2 separate regions of the Homo sapiens genome follow, and region 2 is linked to region 1. A link is a loop called in an ENCODE intact Hi-C map of the cell type or tissue named here. Cell type or tissue: PC-9. All regions are shown on one strand.

Region 1 (2,500 bases):
ACTGAGACCATCCAGAGACAGCCCCCAAAAGGCAGAGGTGCTGCCATCAGCCCTGGTCTCTTGCTGACGCCTGAGTCCTTGGAGGGCTCCAGGAGTGTCTATGCCTGGTGCTGCGGTCACTCCTCCATCCTCCACCTCAGATGCGCACGCTGCTGTCTTCCCCCATGCTCTGAGGGCCCGGCACTGGCAGGATGATGCCCATAACTGGGCACTGCTCAGTTATAACACACAGTACGGAAATAACGACACCTGGACTTTTAGAAAGTACCATGGATCCCCTGTGTCCCTAGCACGGATCTGAAACCCCCATACCCAGATCACTAATAGCCAAATTCAAGGCCCCTTCATTCTTCCAATGTCCAGCTGCTACGGGCGCAGGCGCTGGGGCCCACTTGCTTACTTCCCTCCCTCCCTCCTGAGATTCTTCCTCTGCAGAGTTGGAGGCCAATGCCACCCCATGGAACCCCCATCCTGCCTAAATGCTATCCTCCATTGTCTCTGGGACCCTAATAGAGCTCCCAGGCTCAGTGCACCTTCTCAGTGCCTTCTCTTCTGGTAAGACAGTAACCATGCCAAAAAAAAAAAAAAAAAACAAGCAAGGGCCCAGCCCAAGACCCCAAGGCTCGCCTCTGCCCTCAGGGAAGAGCCACACTCCTTGGCCCCCATCCTGGCCCTCCATGGTGGGGCCTATCTGCATCTCCAGCCTCACTCCCCAGCACTGAACTTCCCTGGCACACTATGCTTTCTCCCGGTCTGCCTCTCCTCCAGACCATCTGCCTGGTAAGGATCCCTCTGCCTCACAAGGCCTGGCTGAGAGGCTCTGGCTGAGCACCCCCAGCACGTTCCCCAACTCTGGAGTTGAAATGAGGTGGGACTGTCTGCCTGTCTCCACTTTGTGAGGCTGTGAGCCTTCTGCCACGGAATCAGAGCTTGCAGATAAGCTGCTTTCTGAATCCTAAAGCGCTCTTCCAGCTTTCACATTTGGTTCCTTTGGTTGGGGTTTAGCACACAATTTAAATCAACGGGCTCTCCATGGTCAATTATTAAAAGCTTACAGTTTCCATTGCTCTGAACTTTCTTTAGGATGCACAGGTTATCAGCCATGGGTTAGCACTAACAGAGCAGATGCCGAGTCTGGGAGGGACATTAAATGCCTGGTGGGAATGCCACAGCACTATCTGCAAGCAGAACAGGGCCTGCCAGGTTGCTGTCATCACAGGGTGGAGGTTGATGTAACATGAATAAAATATTTTGACAACATGAAGCAAAGAGCCCTCAAGGTATGAAAAAAAACCACAGAACTGGCTTTTTGCCACCCACGGAATCATGAATTTCACAGGTTGAGTCATTTCTTTTGTTACTGGGATATCATCAGTTGAAATATTCTCCCACTTAAAAGGGTATGATACAAAAAACCCACCACGTGCAGGCTGAAACCAGGCTGAGACCCAGAGTGGGGCGGGGACAATGAGCCTGGCAGCAGCACCCAGGGGCTCTTCCACAAAACACCAGTGGCAGCAGAAGTCAGACCAGAGTGAGGGAGCAGGGCCTCATGGCTGGCAGGCACTTGTGGGGAGTAAAATGTCCCCAAACCAACTCCCTGAATCTCACCCATTCTACAAGAAGGATACAAAACTGTGCTCACTGGCACACAGAGCACCCAGGTCTCAGCCACCAGAGCTTTGTGATACCCCACCTCTGGAGGGCCTCTCTCTGATCTTGTAGGTGGGCAGGGCTACTCTACACTGTCCAGCGATAAATCTCCCCTCAGTGCCCATTCAGCAGAGTAGTTCAGGTCTCAAAAGGATCATTTGCAGTTCCGCCTGTCCCAGACCCCTGTATTTGCAAACATATGTCGAACTCTTCCTGCATGCCAGGGAAAAAAAATAATGAGCACTTCCCTCAACAGGTTTACTGGCTGGTGTAAGAGTGTGAGTTTAGTGGAATTAGGACATAGCCATGGGGTGCAGAGTCAGAGAGACGAGAGCTCTGTTACGTGTCCTGGTGAAATGAAGGTACCTAAAACAGTGTAGGCACTCAGAGTAACAGTTCTTACTATTACCAACATCATCAACATCACCATCACTAACACCACCATAAACATCATCACTATCATCACAGTCATCACCGTCATCATCACTATCACCAAAGCATCATCACCACCATCAGCATCATCACCATCATCACAGTCATAACCATCATCACTGTCATCATCACCATCACCATTACCACCATCAACATCATCACAGTCATCACCATCACCATCACCACCATCAACATCACCATTACCACCATTAACATCATCACCACCATCAACATCACCACCATCATCAGAGTCATTTACCATCACCATCACCAACATCATCACAGTCATCACCATCATCAGGGTCATCACCATCACCATCAACATCATCACCACCATCACCGTCATCATCCACCATCACCACCATCAATATCACAGTCATCACCATCATCATCATCATCATCATCACCATCATCA
Region 2 (2,500 bases), 92 kb after region 1:
AGTCATCTTGTCATTTTACCTTCATGTTCAACTATGAGAAACAACAGACTAAGATTGTATCTCTATTTATTTGTAACGAAATAGTCACAGGATCCTGCCTCCCTGGCCAGGAGCTCAGGCTGGTTTGGAACCATATGGAAGGAGGCAGCTCAGGAAGACTGGCAGCAGGGAGAGGTAAGCAACACTCAGGGAGGACACAGAGATGTCAGCATTTCCAAAGAAGTCGGAAGCTCCCCTTTGCTCTTCTCACAAATAAGTTTCCCAAGAAGGGGCAGATGGGGCGGATGGTTCTTAGGACACAAGGTCCCACCGAACATCTGCAGCATTGAAGTGAAAGGGGAAAAATGACTTGGAAATGCCCCTTCACTGCAAAGCAGCCAGTACCGGAGGCCACAGAGGAGGGTGGCCAGGGACAGACAAAGTGCCCAGTGCCAGCCCAGCCGAGAGGCGGCACGTGGGGAGTTGGGAACTTACTGTGCTGGGCCTGGGCAGGGACCACCGGCCAGGGCTGCTTTTCCCTTCCAGAAACAGCTCCTCCTACGTTTCGCTCCTTCCCCTGCTTTAGTCAAGCACACCCCTCTTCGTGTTAATGTCTCGGCAGCTCTGGGCATAAAGGAGGCAGCTGGAATAGCCCACCAGGTGGGAGAGCCTGGTGAGTGTGGGAGTCCCCAGAACCACAGCCAGGAGCAGCTGGCAGGTGTGCCCGGCCCCACGGTGAGCACGCAGGCATGGAGCTCACAGGACAATGTCCGCCCGGGGCTGAGGGCCAGCCTGCCGAGGGCCAGCCTGCCAAGGGCCTGAGGGACAGGAACAAGAACAGCGCTCTCCGGGAGAGCCTTCTGACCAGGAAGCTGAGTGGCTGTGCCTTCCTGGGGACTAGCCACTAGGGAGAACCGCCTCTCAAAAGTTCCCCCAGGAAAAACAAAACCTACTTCGAGCTGCTGGGAGGGCAGGTTACTCACCTCTGTATCCCAGGTAACAGATGCCTGATGCCCACTGGCCTTCCTCCCTCCCTCTTTCCTTCCTCTCCCCCAACCCCATTCTCTCCTTTACCACTTCCTTCCTTAGTTCATTTTTGCTCCACTTCATTCCAAATAGAATTTGAGATGACTCATCGAATGAATTCAACATAACTAAATAAAATTTTTAAAATAAAAACCAAACCAATAAACAAGCACAAAAACAGGGTTAAAGACAAGAGTGGCCAGGCCAGAGAGAAGGAAAGGTATGCAGCGAAACCTCAGTTATGGGAATGAGGCACCAGACGGTTCTGAGTTACAAAACGGGAGATGGAGGCCGGATACACGGCAGATCTTGGTGACATAGAGTCCCGGACCTGCCCGAGGCGGGTTTATTTCCTCACTTAGCACTCAGAGCTAAGAGGAAGGGTGGCCAGCCCGGGCCACATCGTGTCCTCAGCTGTTAGACTCACCCAGGCAGCTGTTTAAACTGATCTCACTGATCTCATGACTACATGGTCAGTCACGTCCCTTTAACTGACAGGGAGATTTGTGTGTGCTTTTTTGTAACATCTTACATGCACTTACATTCTTTTATTTTTATCACTTATTTCATAACGAAAACATTTCTTCACATAGAAAAGTGGACCAAGGGAGGGGAGGTGGGGAGGGCCTCATTGGGCCCCCAGCATAACCCTATCAGTGGGCAGGGTGTTCTGGGGGCGCCCATTCCACTGGAAACCACGTGGTGTCTCCTTCCAGGCTGAACACAAACAGGGGGCCCCAGTTTATAACTAGCCAGGGGTGCACTGCTCAGACCAGGCTCAGCTCCACAAGGCAGCCTGCGCTTCCTGCCACCTGCCCACCATTTGGCAGGGGCAGACACAGCAGTGACGGCAGGGGGTCAAAATAGGACCACCTGTCCCTTTACTGGCCACAGTCATCAGACCCGGAGACACTAAACAGGACTTTAACTCCTCCGAGCATTGGTTTCCACCTCTGTGAAACTAGCTGACAACACCACCAGCCTCCCAGGATCTCTGTGGGGACTAAGAAGATGCCTCAAGGCACCAAGCCCAAGCCAGCAGCACTCATCATCAGCCCTGGGGGAGAGAGGAGGGTTGCATGTGTTGTTTCCAGTCCAACTCCCGCATTTTACAATGGAGGAAAGGCCATGGGGAGGGGCTGCTCTGGGGGGGCAACAGCTGGGCAGGGTGTGGCACCCTGAGGACAGGCCAGTTTATTCCTTACTTCATGGTGACAGAAAACAGGCCGAGCCCTAGAGAGCCAGCTCTCTCAAAGTACCCCCAATGGGAGTGTCCTCAACTGCAGGCAGCGGCCAGCCAGGCAGAGCCAGGCAGGGGGCTCCCATCCATAGGCGAGCAAGTTAGCAAGGGCGGCCTGGGAGGGAAGTGCCTTCTCTAGAAGGTGACAACATTGTTAATGAGCCCGTGTTAATGTCAGTCATCTCCGGAGTCTGAAAGTGCCCTGCAGCAGGTGGGAGGGGTTATGTATGCTGAGTCCACTCTGGAGTATGCCCT

Evidence for each region. Hi-C counts contacts between places; a loop is a spot of excess contacts. Peaks named below come from ENCODE experiments on the same cell type or tissue, not always from the same donor. Only the 100,000 strongest peaks of a DNase experiment are listed, where the experiment ranks them.
Region 2: it touches region 1 in a loop (5-fold over the local background); 1 of 110 quality-filtered maps calls a loop at or near these places.

The regions. Positions count from the first base shown.
Region 1 is chr7:47,360,633-47,363,132 of GRCh38, forward strand. All of the region lies in intron 17 of TNS3 (tensin 3), which reads right to left. It overlaps LOC124901629 (a long non-coding RNA gene), which reads right to left and starts at 573. Exons shown (of 2, transcript XR_007060319.1): 1 at 1-573. In PC-9, no CTCF peak of the experiment used is centred here; a DNase peak (open chromatin) is centred at 1,289; H3K27ac peaks cover 1,540 bases.
Region 2 is chr7:47,452,459-47,454,958 of GRCh38, forward strand. The region is part of intron 4 of TNS3 (tensin 3); the gene reads right to left. Among named protein-coding and RNA genes, the nearest start is that of SNORD151, 11 kb to the right of the region's middle. In PC-9, a CTCF peak has its summit at 1,179; DNase peaks (open chromatin) are centred at 923, 1,373 and 2,023; H3K4me3 peaks cover 2,302 bases; H3K27ac peaks cover 2,500 bases.